2 separate regions of the Homo sapiens genome follow, and region 1 is linked to region 2. A link is an interaction called in ENCODE POLR2A ChIA-PET data of the cell type or tissue named here. Cell type or tissue: OCI-LY7. All regions are shown on one strand.

Region 1 (8,000 bases), 240 kb before region 2:
TGTATCCTTATACAAGCAAACAATGTGTAATGGTCAAATTAGGGTATTTGGGATATCCTCGACCTCAAACATTTACAAATTCTTTCTGTTGGGAACATTCCAAATCCACTCCTCCAGTTATTTTGAAATATACAATAAGGTATTAACTATAGTTGCCCTATTGTGCTACCAAACAATAGATCTTATTTCTTCTTACTGCATTTTTGTACCCATTAATTAATCCTTCTTAATTTCCCACCCCCTACTACCCTTCCCAACCTCTGGTAACCATCACTTTTTTTCAGTTCCCACATATGAGTGAGAATATATGATATTTGTCTTTTTCACAAACTTTTATTTATTGAGTAGTTAATGCAAAAGTAAGAGAATGCAAATGAAGAAGACTTCCACTTTGAAGGTTCCTCCAACGTGAAAACATGAAAATAAAAATAAGTGATCTATATGTTCTTGGTCAGCTCACAACATTTATTAAATATAGAACCACCAACAGTGGGTTCTTCTGAAACAAAGGATAGGATGTTTTACTTTGGTCACCAAAGGCATTCTTTCCCTTAAGTAATGCTACAAATCTGTAAACATTTATACAACTGAAATACATTTTTAGAAGTCATTTCTCTTATTTATTCTACTGTATAATTCTCATTTATGTTTTCTTAAGTATAGCTTTAAAAATTTCTTCAGGTTCTTTCTCTTCTACTCATTATAAGAAAGTCATGTCTAAACATCTACTGCTAAAAAAAAAAAATAGACAAGACTAACCTGTACTCCCTAGAGGTGCACATTCCACTGATAAAACCATAAAGAGAAAACACCAGGAAGTTATTACTAAAGTGGTCCCTTCTTGATGGGAGAGAGGGACTGTCACTGGGATGGAACACAGAGAAGGAGTTCTTAGGTGGGCAGGGCACAGTTTTATTTCTTGATCTGGACAGTGTTCATTTTATAATTCATTAAGCCATATATCTGATTCATGTTTTTATGTGTGTTTATTTTATAACAAAAATGTTTAAAACAAGTTTTTTAACATTGCTTCCTCTTCCACGAGAACATGACACACTAGACAAATAAAAAACACTTTTCCTAGCTTAAGGAATATCAAACTCTCTTCTCAAATATGTGGCTCACAGAGGAAATCTTTACACGTTTGCACACTTTCCAAGCAGCGACTTACATCCTCATTTTCATTTAGCCCAGACAGACGTCAACATGGCTGCAGCTGAGATGCAGGGCCACAACAAGATACCCTTGTTCATGAGACTGATCTTAAGAAGACAGATTCACTTGAGAGGAGATGACCCTGTGGTACTCTGTTGCTGATATCCCAAAGAAAAATCTGTTTGTTGTCACATAATAGTAACGTGGCATAAACTATCCGTTTAATAATTACTCAGCTTTAAGATTAAGACTAAGACTTATATTTAAGACTTTAACACTAAATTTAAGACTAAGACTTAAGTTTAAGACTTTAAGTTTATTACTAAGCTTATGAAAACTTAAAAAGACCTTAATAAAGCCAGGAATAGTGGCGCACACCTATAATCTCAGCTACTCAGGAGACTGAGGTGGGAGGATCACTTGAGAATAGCAGTTTGAAACCAGCCTGGGCAACATAGTGAGACTCTATCTCTAAAGAAATGTAAAAAAATACATTAATAGAATACCGGCAGGTAACCCCATTGTTGTGACTGTCGGTTAACCTCGGTGTCAAAGCCTGTCAATCCCAGCTACTCGGGAGGCTGAGGCTGTTTCACATAAATTTTGACTAATGAAAATTACATTTGTTTTGCTTTGTGCGCTTATAAACAAGTATTAAAGAGGCAAGAACACACAGGCTAGACTAGGAACACGGCAAGGCCATGAACAGTCCTTGGCGCACCATGTTCTGTGGTCCCAGGAACCTGGTGCCAACCTCTGCCCATCCCTGCTCCTGCCAGCGAAACCTCCCAGATACCCAGAGGAAAGTGGCAAAGTAAACAACCAAGAATCTGTGGGGGACTCAGCTTATTGTGCCATCTTCTTTCAACGTGAATGAAATGCTTTGCAGTCTTCATTCCTAAAAACATTTCTGGTGGCCGATACAATTTGCACTACTGACATTTGGTCCTGCCTACTACAAACTCGGCTCTTGTGGGTATAGTCTCATTTAATAATAAAAGAAAACCCCGTGACATGTCATTTCCATTTTAAAGTTGGAAAATTCAGCTCAAAAGTCTGCCAAAGCTTTGGGTGATAATGATGTACTGAGTAGGTTTGTAACAAATGGACCACTCTAGTGACAAATGTTGACAGTAGGGGATGCTGTGTGTATGTGGGGGTGGAGGGTATATGGAAAATCTCTTTATCTCCTGCTTAATTTTGCTATTAACCTAAAACTGCTCTAAAAAATAAAATCTATTAAAAAAAAAAAGGCCTGCCAAGGAACAAATAACTCAGAAGTGACAGAGCTAGGACTTGGGCCCAGACTTGGCTACCAAAACTCTTCCCCTTCTGCTGGAAAATCAGCACATGGCTTTTTAGACAAAAGCATAGTCCACCATCCACAGTAACGGGTAGAGGCTAACATTTCTATTTTGCAATTTAAAAAAAATCACCTTTCCTAAAATATTTTTCACTGTCTGCTTTGGGAAAATAAAAAACTAAACTCCTCTACGACCAACCCAAGAAACCAGAATATGAACTTAATATTTCACTACACTCATCTAATATGAAAGTCCACTGCAGCATTGGGAAGAAACTTCACTGCTGATGATGTTCAAATGGAATTCCTCCTCAATCCCTCGGCCCTGGGGCGCATTACCTCTTTACTGCAGCACAGCAAGAGACGGATCCTTCTTTATTCTCTTTCTAAGCATTAGTAACTTTTAGAATAAGGAACTAAATAGTCAATGTGAGGAAGCAGAGAAAAATGTCAAGACCTGTACTGTAAAGTAAGGCCTTCAAACTGCTAATGAGAAATGGCTGGCTGGGCAGGTGGGCTTGCACACCCTCCCCAGAACACTGCTGCATAAAAACACACCAACACTGCTACAGTGTTGTCTGAAGGCAGTGTGGCCCCAGCATCACAGAAACCACGCTTGGCCCCAGAAGCTTGGGGAGAAGGGTGCTGCAGAACTCATCTGCACACACTTCTCCAGCAGGCGCTTCAGGATGGCTGTGTCACTTGCACAGAGCTGACCACTGAGGAGGATCCATATGTGGGCAACCCTGTCCCTCAAACACCAGGAAGGGCAGTCAACAACTCAAGAACTCTGCTGATGGAAGAGCGCTTACTGACACAGAAAGGTATCTACCAAGCTGTGATTTAAAAAAGACCAAATAAAAAGGCAGGTGCTAATGGGGAACAAGGAAGGAGGCAGCAGCAGCTGGGGATGGTGGAAATTCAGGGCCAGCACACTCAGGTTTCAATTTCAACTCTGCCATTAACAAACTGAGTCACGGCACCACTCCCAGCCCCAGCTTTTTCAACTGGAAAATGACAGAGGAAGGGAAGGGTTAATCAGATATTTTTCAGGTCTAAGAATCCATGATTCTGTGATAAGGCAGCTCAATGTGAGAACAAATGGAAAGAAAATGTGTTCTTGATTTCTACTAATTTATAGTGTTTGGTAGCCAAAAATTAAATATACCCCATAAAATCATGTTATCACAATCTTCCTACCTTAGCATAATGCAACAGTGGCTAAATGTGTGCAAGAAAAGGAAGATCACTTTCAGACAAATTCAGCAACATAGTACACAGACTAATTGTTCCAAAGAGATTTCTTTCTACATAACTAATATTTGAAAATCTTACTTTTACTCCCCAGGTTATTTTTTTTAATTGCCTGAACACTAAACGGATGTATTATTTCCTTTAGAGTGTATTTTAGATCCTCTACAACCTGGTATCCTGATTTTATGTTAAACAAAATTCTACAAACTGAAAAGCAGAAGTTTTAGGAGCTGAAGTGAATCTGGATAACTGATTCTCAACACTTCTGTGGGGGATGGTATGAAGCCATCCAATTTAACATCAAAATCTTTACAGAAAAAAGCAAGATCTGTATATGCTGCTTTGGTGTGAAAGTGAATAAAAGGTGCAAAACCAGGTGCATGGCATGCTAACCTCTGTTAAAAGAGGAAGAAAATATATATGTGTGTGTGTATATATATATATATACGTATATATATATATATATTTTTTTTTTTTTAGTAGTGATGAGGTCTCACTAGGTTACCCAGGCTGGTCTCGAACTCTCAGGCTCAAGTGATGCCACTGCTTTAACCTCCCAAAGTGGTATGTATTTGTTTATATTAAAAAAAAAAAAAGAGCATAAACCAAAAACTAATGAAAATGGTTACCTATGAGGGAGGAAGTGAAAGGGGTAAACAATGTTGGAAACTGTACACGGTGTTTAGTAGTTTTGATACGGGAACCTCATAAATGGTTTCACATAATTAGAAAGCAAAATTAAATCAATATTTTAGAAAAGCAAGTCCTAAAAACCCAAACGAAATGAAACAAATGGTCTTAACTGTAAATCAAGACATCAGCTAAACTAAAGAAAATTACTTCAAGTGACTTCAAAGCCCAGTAACTTCATTCTACGTCACCAGGAAAATATATCCTAAGGAATAAAAGAACCACAAAGAAATCCTACAGGAGAAATGACCTTGTCTCTTTGGTAAATGGCAACAAAAAAAGGAAACGGTGTGTGTATGTGTGTAAATAAAAACTACTAAGACATGTTATCTATAAGGTATGATGTTATCAAATGCTATATATAGGACCTCATTTGAATCCTGAATCAAATATTTACAGATCAGAGAAATACGAATGCTAACTAAGCATCAGATGATATTAAGAGGTTAATATTATTTTCTAGTGTTTTAGTGGTATTGTGGGTACATGAAGGGGAAAAAAGTCCCTCTCTTAGAGATGGATACTAAAGCATTTATGGATAAAATGAAATAATATCTAGCATTTACTTAAAAATAATCCAACGAGTTGGGGATCAGTGGAAGTGGGTACAGGAAAAAAAGATTGTCCATGTGTTGATTATTGATGCTGTATACATGGGCTTTGATTTATTATTTTCTCTACTTTTGTGAATGTTTGGAATTTTCCACAAGTCAAAACAAAAAACAAATCTAGCAATAATTTTTGATGTACATAAGGATTCAAGGAACCCATGCAAGAGTTCAAGCTGAGAGAGAGGGAGAGAGAAGCTCCTACTTTATGAAATCCTGGCCCAGTCTCTACTTTCCATAAGAAACTACAGCCTTGAAAACGAAGCTGCTTGCTCAAGGCCACAGACCTGATTTGTGCAGGGGTGAGACTAATATCCGGCATGGCTCCCAGTCCAACAGATTACAGTGCAAATTCTTCAAGACTAAAAAACATAAGACTATATTTACAGGGATTATTTCTACAGTTCATTACTAGAGAAGTTTCTCTCAGGATGTAGAGCAGAAAAGATATATTAAAAATGACTGTGAAGGAATAGTTGTCAAGAAAAAATGAAAAGTATTAAAAAGATTAAAAACAAACAAAAAACTGATTTAAAGAACTGTAAATCCATGCATTATGAATTCACTCTTTCATCCATTTTATTTCAGTTATTGTATTTTTCACTAAAATTCCCACTTCTTTATATCTTCTGTTTTCTTGCCAAGACTTTCTATATTTCCATCTGTTTCAAGAGTAGCTTTACTTCTTGGACTATTTTAATAATAGGGGCTTTATAAAGTTTTATTTATTTTTTAACTGTAGCCTTAACAAATTTCCACAAACTTAGCAGCTTAAAATAACAGCCTTTTATTATCTCACAGTGTCTACGGGTTAGAAGTTTGAGTGTAATGTAACTCACCAGAATTCTCTGCTTAGGGTCTCAAAAGGTCTAAGTCAAGGTGTCAGCTGACCTGGGGTCTTATGTGGATTTCCTTGGGGGAGAATACACTTACAGGCTCATTCAAGTCTGTGTGGGTAGAGGACTGAGGTCCTTAGTTCTTGCTGGCTGTCAGCTGTTTGTCATTCTCATTCCTTGGCTCATGGCCCCTTCCATCTTCCATGCCAGAAATGTTACGTTGAAAACTTCTTATACTTCCAGTCTCTCTGCCTTCCCCATCTGCTACCAGCTGGAGGAAGATCCCTGCTTTTAAAGGCTCATATAATTACCTAAGGCCCACCTGGATAATCTAGACAACGAATCCAGGCTAGTTGATTCGTACCCTTCATTACATCTGCAATGTGCTTTTGCCAAATCAGTCACATACTCCCAGGATAAACACTAGGAGGTCAAGCTCATGGAGGCCACAAATCTGCAGACCACAGTCTATCAGATAATTCCAACATAGGCACCACCTCAGCTTTAGCCTGTGTCTTTTTTCACGAGTTATTTTCCTGGTTCTTCACATGCTGAGTAAATTTTGCATTGTATCCTGGACATTTTTAACATCACACTCTTAGAGACTCTTGATCTTGTTTAAATCCTATGGGGAATGCTGGTATTTTGTTGAGCAGGCACTGGCCTGGCTGGATTCAGTCCCCAGGTCCTGACCAGCCTTCTGTAGAACATGGTATCAGTGTCACTTTCACTTTCAAAGCCTTTGCAGTGCTCCTCAGCAATGTCCTGCGGTCCCTACTTGCTTGGTGGCCAGCCTGCCTTCCAGGCGATGGTCTATCCCATAGCCGAGTTCCGTCTTTGGCAACCTGTTCTGGCTCACATCACGCGTGCATAGCTCAGTGTTGAGCCTATAAGTTAACTAACAACTTCATGGGGTCACTTTCCTGAGCAATTCCCTCTCTGGAATCTCCCTAGTATCCCTTCCAGTGACCTGGGCTCCCCTTTTCAGACTCCAACCAGAAACCTACGGCTTTAATTACTCCGTTTAGCCATGCTATTCTTGTGCCTGCATCTTGCCTGGGACTGAGCTGCAGGAGGGAAGAGAATAAAAAGGCAACTGGGGTTTTCCCCATTCCCTAAGAGTTTTAGGTGTTCACACACTCCTGCCACTGCAGGGCTGAGTGGAGGAGAGGAAGCAAGAGGGAAAAAAATAATGGCTTTCTCCCACTTTCTGTCTTGGGGCCCAACTACAAAACTACTCTGTAGCTCTCCCTGTTCATACTGGGTACCTGCCTTCAGGTTTTGGACAGCCAGAGTCCAGGGCAGGGGATGCTGAAGGGAAGACAAGAAACTCACTACTGGTGCAAAGTGGTGCTTCAAATTCTGGCCTTCTCTCCCATCCGCCTGTTACCGTTTACTTGTCGGAGTCCTCAACAGCTGCTCCATGCACATGTCCAGGTCTTACAGCCACAGACAGTGGGAGAGGCAAGATGGAGTATGCTCCCTCCACCTCCCAGAACCACAGCTCCACATCCATGCATTTTAAAATACATTTATAGTGGTTATCATTGGGAGGGGTAAGAGGATTGATTTTTATTTCCTTCTTCCTAATTTTCTGTATTTGTCAAATCACCTACAGTGACGAGTATACATTATCTTTGAAGTCAGATGGTTTCTCTGCAGAATCCTGCAGAAGTACTACCAGCTTTAAAAGTCTTAACTGATAGGGGCTACCTACAGTATGCCATTACTTACCTTCCAAGAGAAAGCTGGAATAACTGTCTTTCCCCTTAGAGTTGTATTTGCTCTTCTTTCAAAAATAGTTCAATTAAAAATTAATATATATATATATTTTTGAGATGGAGTCTTGCTCTGTCACCCAGGCTGGAGAGCAGTGGCGCAATCTCGCCTCACTGCAAGCTCCGCCTCCTGGGTTCACGCCATTCTCCTGCCTCAGCCTCCCGAGTAGTTGGGATCACAGGCGCCCGCCACCATGCCCGGCTAATTTTTTGTGTTTTTAGTGAGATGGGGTTTCACCATGTTAGCCAGGATGACCTTGATCTCCTGACCTCATGATCTGCCCACCTCAGCCTCCCAGAGTGCTGGGATTACAGGCATGAGCCACCACGCCTGGCCAAAATTAATATTTTTAAACACTCTCTGGGTTCCATTTCT
Region 2 (8,000 bases):
CTCGTTTCCTCTCACACCTCCTCAAGGCAGCAGCACGGACTTCCCCTTGCAGGTGGGGCCGAGGCTAGGCTGCACGGCTGACGGGGGGTTTGGGGGCCCTGAGATGAAGCGAGAGCGCTGACCAAAGCATTGGCAAGTTCTCCTGTACTTTACTGTTGGGCTTTTGGTAGCATTCTCTGCAAAATCATTTCTAAATGTGGACTTAATTTGGAGAAATTTGAGACTAAGTGCTTTATTTTTTAACTTGGTCACAAAATTTGGTCTTTTTCTTGTTATAAATTGGTGGCATTAAATGCTTTGTACTTAGTTCTAATGGAGAATCGGTGCAATCTCTCCTTTTGACTCATCTGTGGCCCTACATGATGGTCACCCATGTCATTATCCCCAGGGTGGACAATGTCCCAGAAGGAAGCCTGCCAGTGCACGGTGAACAGGCGCTGCCCAAGGACCAGCAAATCACTGCCTTGGGGAGAGAGGAACCTGTGGCAATAGAGAGCCCCGGACAGGATCTTCTGGGAGAAAGCAGGTCTGAACCAGTGGATGTGAAGCCATTTGCTTCCTGCGAAGATTCTGAAGCTCCAGTCCCAGCTGAGGATGGGGGCAGTGATGCTGGCATGTGTGGCCTGTGTCAGAAGGCCCAGCTAGAGCGGATGGGAGTCAGTGGTCCCAGCGGTTCAGACCTTTGGGCTGGGGCTGCCGTGGCCAAGCCCCAGGCCAAGGGTCAGCTGGCGGGGGGCAGCCTCCTGATGCACTGCCCTTGCTATGGGAGTGAATGGGGCTTGTGGTGGCGAAGCCAGGACTTGGCCCCCAGCCCCTCTGGGATGGCAGGCCTCTCGTTTGGGACACCTACTCTAGATGAGCCGTGGCTGGGAGTGGAAAACGACCGAGAAGAGCTGCAGACCTGCTTGATTAAGGAGCAGCTGTCCCAGTTGAGCCTTGCAGGAGCCCTGGATGTCCCCCACGCCGAACTCGTTCCGACAGAGTGCCAGGCTGTCACCGCTCCTGTGTCGTCCTGCGATCTGGGAGGCAGAGACCTGTGCGGTGGCTGCACGGGCAGCTCCTCAGCCTGCTATGCCTTGGCCACGGACCTCCCTGGGGGCCTGGAAGCAGTGGAGGCCCAGGAGGTTGATGTGAATTCGTTTTCCTGGAACCTCAAGGAACTCTTTTTCAGTGACCAGACAGACCAAACGTCATCAAATTGTTCCTGTGCTACGTCTGAACTCAGAGAGACACCCTCTTCCTTGGCAGTGGGCTCCGATCCAGATGTAGGCAGTCTCCAGGAACAGGGGTCGTGTGTCCTGGATGACAGGGAGCTGTTACTACTGACCGGCACCTGTGTTGACCTTGGCCAAGGCCGACGGTTCCGGGAGAGCTGTGTGGGACATGATCCAACAGAACCGCTTGAGGTTTGTTTGGTGTCCTCTGAGCATTATGCAGCAAGCGACAGAGAAAGCCCAGGACACGTTCCTTCCACGTTGGATGCTGGCCCTGAGGACACGTGCCCATCAGCAGAGGAGCCAAGGCTGAACGTCCAGGTCACCTCCACGCCCGTGATCGTGATGCGCGGGGCTGCTGGCCTGCAGCGGGAGATCCAGGAGGGTGCCTACTCCGGGAGCTGCTACCATCGAGATGGCTTACGGCTGAGTATGTCCCGGGCCCCATAGGAAGAAGTGTGGTGCTCCCAGAGCACAGTGCAGTGGGGGTGCAGGGCCTTCCTTGTTCTGGGGTCTGATGGGGTTTCACCCTGGAATAGTGTTAGCAGAAATCATGTTTTCAAGGAGAATGCATATCATCCACCCCTAGAAAATTAAGATTACGAATGTGTGTGCCTGGGGAGGGTGGCGCCCAAGGTCCCAGGCCACCTGCCCCATGCCCGTCAGTTCCAGCTGTGCCCCCTGACTCAGGCCATACACTTAGAGAGCCGCTCCTCCCAGCAGCCTGGGGAGATCCCGTCGGGAGCAGGAGAAGCGTGGGGGTGTCACGCTAGAGTCTGTCTCTCCACCTCCCACCAGCCCCCACCTCAGTGGTCACACAGACAGGCCGAGAGGGATGTGAGCGTGGTGAGATGCTCACGTGTTCTTCTTCCGTGCTTTTGGTGTTTAGGCTGCCCTGATCTCTGAAAAACCTGCCCTTCTGTGAGGGTCATGTGATCGGGCCCCTCTGCTTGCCCCTTTGAGATTGATTCTGTTTTACTTTCTTTTTTATTTTCATTTCTTTTTTTTTTTTTTTTCTTTTTTTTTGAGACAGAGTCTCTCTCTGTTGCCCAGGCTGGAGTGCAGTAGCGCGATCTCAGCTTACTGCAAGCTCCGCCTCCCGGGTTCATGCCATTCTCCTGCCTCAGCCTCCCTAGTAGCTGGGACTACAGGCACCCACCAGCACGCCCGGCTAATTTTTTCTATTTTTAGTAGAGACGGGATTTCACTGTGTTAGCCAGGATGGTCTCGTTCTCCTGACGTCGTGATCCGCCCGCCTCGGCTTCCCAAAATGCTGGGATTACAGGTGTGAGCCACCGTGCCCGGCCTATTTTTTTTATTTTTTGAGACAGAGTCTTACTCTGTCCACCCTAGCTGGAGTGCAATGGCATGGTCTCGGCTTACTGCAACCTCCGCCTCCTGGGTTCAAATGATTCTCCTGCCCCAGCCTCCTGAGTAGCTGGGACTACAGGCGTGTGCCACCACACCCAGCTAATTTTTTTGTTTTTTTAGTAGAGACAGTGTTTCACTATGATGGCCAGGCTGGTCTCGAACTCCTGACCTTGTGATCCACCTGCCTCGGCCTCCCAAAGTGCTGGGATTACAGGCGTGAGCCACTGAGCCAGGCTAATTTTTTGTATTTTTAGTAGAGATGGGGTTTCACCGTGTTAGCCAGGATGGTCTCGATCTCCTGACCTCGTGATCCGCCCGCCTCGGCCTCCCAAAGTGCTGAGATTACAGGCATGAGCCACCATGCCTGGCTGTATTTTCCTCATTTCTTAATAGGTCCACATTATTTTAGCCAGTTGTTTCCATATTGCTGATTTTGTAGTGTTGATAGCTAGGGTTTTTTTCTTACACTTAAAAGAATTTTGTAAATAATACGTGTTATTTGTAGAAACATTAGAAATATAAACAAGAAGAAAATAAAATGGGCTGTAAACCCCCACCACCAAAGAAAGCTAACCACACTTATGTTGGTGTATAGCTAGGAGGCTGTGGAAAATGCACACATGCTTTCTCTATGTAAGTGGGTATGGAATTGAATATGGCTGTTAGTGAGTAGAGTAGGTACATGTGTACATGCTTTTAATGTAAGCCATTCACATTCTTGTCACTGGAAGGCCGAAGACCCACCGTGTGTAGGGCACGTTGAGTGCAGGTTCTCCCGGCTATTCTGAGTTGGGGGTTGTCTGCACCCTCCGCTACAGGCCTCTCTGGAGGGCTTCCTTGGCCTCTGGCTGCCCTGAGTGAGGAGGTGTGGTTGTTGCAGGCCTGCAGGCTATGCCCCAGGGGTCTTTCCCTGGCCGGCCCTGACAGCTTTCCTCCAGGCCTTGGTGCTGCCTGCCTCTGCCTGGGCTGCTCTCTGGTCTGTGTTCTGGGGATTGAACTTTCTAACTTAAAGCTGCTGGGGATTGGACTGTTGCATTCTGGGGACTGGACTTTTCTAACCTAAAGCTGCTGTCTAGCCAGGTCAGCACAGGCCTGTGCGTTCTTACCTTCTCACCCTTCAGGTATACAGTTTGAGGTGAGGCGGGTGGAGCTCCAGGGCCCCACACCTCTGTTCTGCTGCTGGCTGGTGAAAGACCTCCTCCACAGCCAACGCGACTCAGCCGCCAGGACCCGCCTGTTCCTTGCCAGCCTGCCCGGCTCCACCCACTCTACCGCTGCTGAGCTCACCGGACCCAGCCTGGTGGAAGTGGGTATTTGCAATCAATGCCTGCCCTGGACTTGCCTTGTACTGTGTGGCAAATATCCTAGTTGGCATCTCTCTCTGTTTCCTTGGGGACGGGAATACAGTCTGTTTGTAGCTTTTTTTTTTTTTTTCTGGGACGGAGTCTTGCTCTTGTTCCCCAGGCTGGAGTGCAATGGTGCTTTCTCAGCTCACTGCAACCTCTGCTTCCCGGGTTCAAGTGATTCGCCCGCCTCAGCCTCCCGAGTAGTGGGGATTACAGGCACGCGCCACCACGCCTGGCTAATTTTGTATTTTTAGTAGAGACTGGGTTTCTCCATGTTGGCAAGGCTGGTATTGAACCTCCTGACCTCAGGCGATCCACCTGCCTCAGCCTCCCAAAGTGCTGGGATTATAGGCGTGAGCCATTGCGCCTGGCCCTCTTTGTAACTTTTCACACTGTCTTTTAATATCCAGTGTGACTATGAAGCCACTTTAGGTCGGGCATGGTGGCTCAAGCCTGTAATCCCAGCACTTTGGGAGGCCAAGGCGGGTGGATCACGAGGTCAGGAGATCAAGACCATCCTGGCTAACACAGTGAAACCCCATCTCTACTAAAAAAAATACAAAAATTTAGCCGGGCATAGTGGTGGGCGCCTGTAGTCCCAGCTACTCGGGAGGCTGAGGCAGGAGAATGGCGTGAACCTGGGAGGCGGAGCTTGCAGTGAGCCGAGATTGCGCCACTGCACTCCAGCCTGGGCGACAGAGCCAGACTCCGTCTAAAAAAAAAAAAAAAAAAAAGAAGCCACTTTAAATCTGCCTAGGCCCATGTATATGGTGGGGTGTAAACACGTTTCGACATGTGTGCCAGTTGGGATCAGTGTGCTGAGGCTGCTTGGGGTGCCCTGTGGAGATAGGCTTTCAGACCTGTCTGAGAGCATGGGAGGAGAGGGGACTGGAGTGCAGGGCACACCTGCCTCGGGCGGCTGCTGAAGACGCAGGGGGACCACTGTGGGTGCTGCACCTCTGCCCGGTGCAGTTGCATGTGACCCCACAGACCTTCTTCTGCATTGCAGGTGCTCAGAGCCAGACCCTGGTTTGAGGAGCCCCCCAAGGCTGTGGAACTGGAGGGGTTGGCGGCCTGTGAGGGCGAGTACTCCCAAAAGTACAGTACCATGAGCCCGCTGGGCAGTGGGGCCTTCGGCTTCGTGTGGACTGCTGTGGACAAGGAAAAAAACAAGGAGGTAACCTGGCTGTGGGGGGGGAGTGGCGCCGGGCACCACTTCACATGGCTCTCGACTTTTGGTCCCAGTTCTCAAACCTGGGGTTTTTGGAGGAGTCCTCTAGGTATGGCACCAAGCACACAACCTGGCATGTGGGCGGTTTCCGGATTCAAAGAGGCTCTCCCAGCAGCACACACGTTGACATCCAGGGTTGCTGATCCCGTCCAATTGTAGATTCAGACCTCGAACAGGCCAGGCTCAGGGCTTCGCCTCCTGCCATTGTGTTGAGATCCCACATCTGGACCTGTGTTCCCTCCTTTCTGAGCCTGGGGCTTGCACCATTCTCCTACTCCCCACTGAGATGCTCATATCTCACGGGCACTGCACATGCATGCTGAAAACATGCTTAATCTTTTCAAATAACCTGCTTTGGGTTTCATTAATTTTTCTTATTTATAATCTATTTTCAATCTTGTGACTTTTCTCTTATTATAAAAAATTTTTTTCATTATTTTTTCTTACTTTGGATTTAATTTTATTTTCTTCTTCTATTTTCCTAAGGTGGTATCTTAGATCATTTATTTGAGCTATGCTTTTTTCTAATATAATCATTTAATGTTTTAATTTTTCTCCAACCCCAGCTTTATCTGTGTATCACATATTTTCATATGTTGTGCTTTCACATTCATTCATTTACAAATACGTTGTTACTTTGTGTTATTTAGAAGTGTGTTGTTTAATTGCCAATTATTTGGTGATTGTTCAGATATCTTTTTGTTTTTAATTTCTTTATAGAGAACATACTTTGTATAATGTCAGTTTCTTTAAATTTGTTGATGCTTGTATTATGTTTTGAAGTCTCTACCTATACTTGTGGATTTGCTTGTTTCCCTTTGTAATCCTCCCAGATTTTACTTCATATATTTGGAAGCTCTGTTGTTATAGGAATACCCATTTAGTATCATAGCATCTTCTTGATGAACTAATTCCTAATTTGATATGCCTTGTTCTGAAGTCTACTTTGATATTAGTATGACTACTCCAGCTTTCATTTGATTTGTGTTCACATAGTAAACTTTTCTCATTCTTTTACTTTTAGTCATTTATGTCTATATTTAAAATGGTCTTCTGTAGGCAGCATACACTTGGATCTTGCTTTTGAAATTCAGTCTGAAAGTCTCTAATTGAGGTGTTTATACCGTTGATGTTTAATGAAATTACTGATATGGCTGGATTTAAATCTATAATCTAAATCTAGATGTTTTCTATTGTTTCTGGATATTTCTGTGCTTTGTTATTTTCCCCTCTATTTTTCCTACTTTCTGTTGACTATATTTTATTATGTCATGTTTTTGTTTCTTGTTAGTTTTTAATATTTCATCATGATTTTTGGCATCGGTATTGAGATATAGTTCACATACCATATAATTCACCCATTTAGAGTGAACAGTTCAGTAGATTTTAGTATATACAGAATTGTGCAACCATCACCACAAACGAAGAACATTTCATGACCTCAGAAAGAAACCTCATACCCATCAGTAGTCAGTCGCATAACCCCCGTCCTGCTCGAATTTCCTCCATCCCATCCTGGGCAACCACAAATCTACTTTCTGTCTCAATAGATTTGCCTATTCTGGACACTTCATATAAATGGAATCATGCACAGCATGCTCTTTTGTCACTGGATTCTTTCATCTAACATAATGTTTTCAAGGTTCATCCATATTGCAGCATGTATAAGTACTTCATTCTTTTTTATGACCGAGTAATATTCCATTATATGAACAGACACCATATTTTGTTTATCCGTTTATCAGCTGATGGACATTTGTGTTGTTTCCATTTTTTGGCCATTAGGAATAATGCTTCTATGAACAATTGTATATAAGATTTGTGTGAACATATGTTTTCAGTTCTAGGCATATACCTAGTAGTGCACTTCATGGGTCATGTCGTAACTCTGTGTCTAATGTTTTGAGGAACTGCTGAACAGTTTTCTAAAAAGGTTATACTGTTTTTACATTCCCATCAGCAGTGTACAAGGGTTCCTGGTCTACATATCCTTGTCAACACTTATTATTGTCTTTTCATTTCTAGCCATTCTAGGGGGTGTGAAGGGGTAGCTCACTGTGGTTATGATTTGCATTTCCCTGATGACTAATGATGTCAAGTGTCTTTTCATGATCTTATTGGCTGTTTGTAAATCTTCTTTGGAGAAATGTCTGTTCTGATCCTTTGCCCATTTTTTTTTTCTTTTGAGACAGAGTCTTGCTTTGTCGCCCAGGCTGGAGTGCAGTGGCACAATCTTGGCTCACTGCAACCTCCACCTCCCAGGTTCAAGCGATTCTCCTGCCTTAGCCTCCTGAGTAGCTGGGATCACAGGTGCACACCACCAGGCCCAGCTGATTTTTGTATTTTTAGTAGAGATGGGGTTGCACCATGTTGGCCAGGCTGGTCTCGAACTCCTGACCTCAGGTTATCTACCCGCCTTAGCCTCCCAAAGTGCTAGGATTACAGGTGTGAGCCACTGTGCCTGGCCCTGCCCCTTTGCCTACTTTTAAATTGGGTTGTCTTTTTATTATTAAATTGTATGAGTTCTGTATTTTAGATACAATTTCTTGATCAGATATATGATTTGCAAATATTTTCTCCATTAAATGTGTTGTCTTTTCACTTTCTTGATGTTTCATTTGAAGCACATTTTATTTTATTTTATTAATTTTATTATTTATTTTCTCACATTGATTGTACTTTATGGATGGTTTATAGGAGGTAAGGACTTTCTGCTTAAAATATTTAAAATTTACATGTGTACACAAACATACACATGTTCCCCCACCCGTGGGGAAGGACAAGATGACTCTGAATAGAGGATGGAGGAGGAGGAGAGGGTGTAGACAGAGGGCCCTT

What was found. ChIA-PET counts read pairs that join two places held together with the same protein. Peaks named below come from ENCODE experiments on the same cell type or tissue, not always from the same donor. Only the 100,000 strongest peaks of a DNase experiment are listed, where the experiment ranks them.
Region 1: POLR2A ChIA-PET joins it to region 2 with 11 read pairs; 3 of 35 experiments call an interaction of 5 or more read pairs at or near these places.

The regions. Positions count from the first base shown.
Region 1 is chr2:241,362,283-241,370,282 of GRCh38, reverse strand. All of the region lies in intron 1 of FARP2 (FERM, ARH/RhoGEF and pleckstrin domain protein 2), which reads right to left. All of the region lies in intron 2 of LOC105373973 (a long non-coding RNA gene), which reads left to right. Among named protein-coding and RNA genes, the nearest start is that of FARP2, 10 kb to the right of the region's middle. In OCI-LY7, a CTCF peak has its summit at 2,295; DNase peaks (open chromatin) are centred at 3,352 and 4,032; H3K4me3 peaks cover 1,764 bases; H3K27ac peaks cover 2,342 bases.
Region 2 is chr2:241,119,840-241,127,839 of GRCh38, reverse strand. PASK (PAS domain containing serine/threonine kinase) reads left to right here. Exons shown (of 18, transcript NM_015148.4): 10 at 389-1,644; 11 at 3,707-3,891; 12 at 4,941-5,108. Among named protein-coding and RNA genes, the nearest start is that of MTERF4, 22 kb to the right of the region's middle. RefSeq lists enhancers at 1-168, 382-551, 1,015-1,184, 1,995-2,164. In OCI-LY7, no CTCF peak of the experiment used is centred here; no DNase peak of the experiment used is centred here.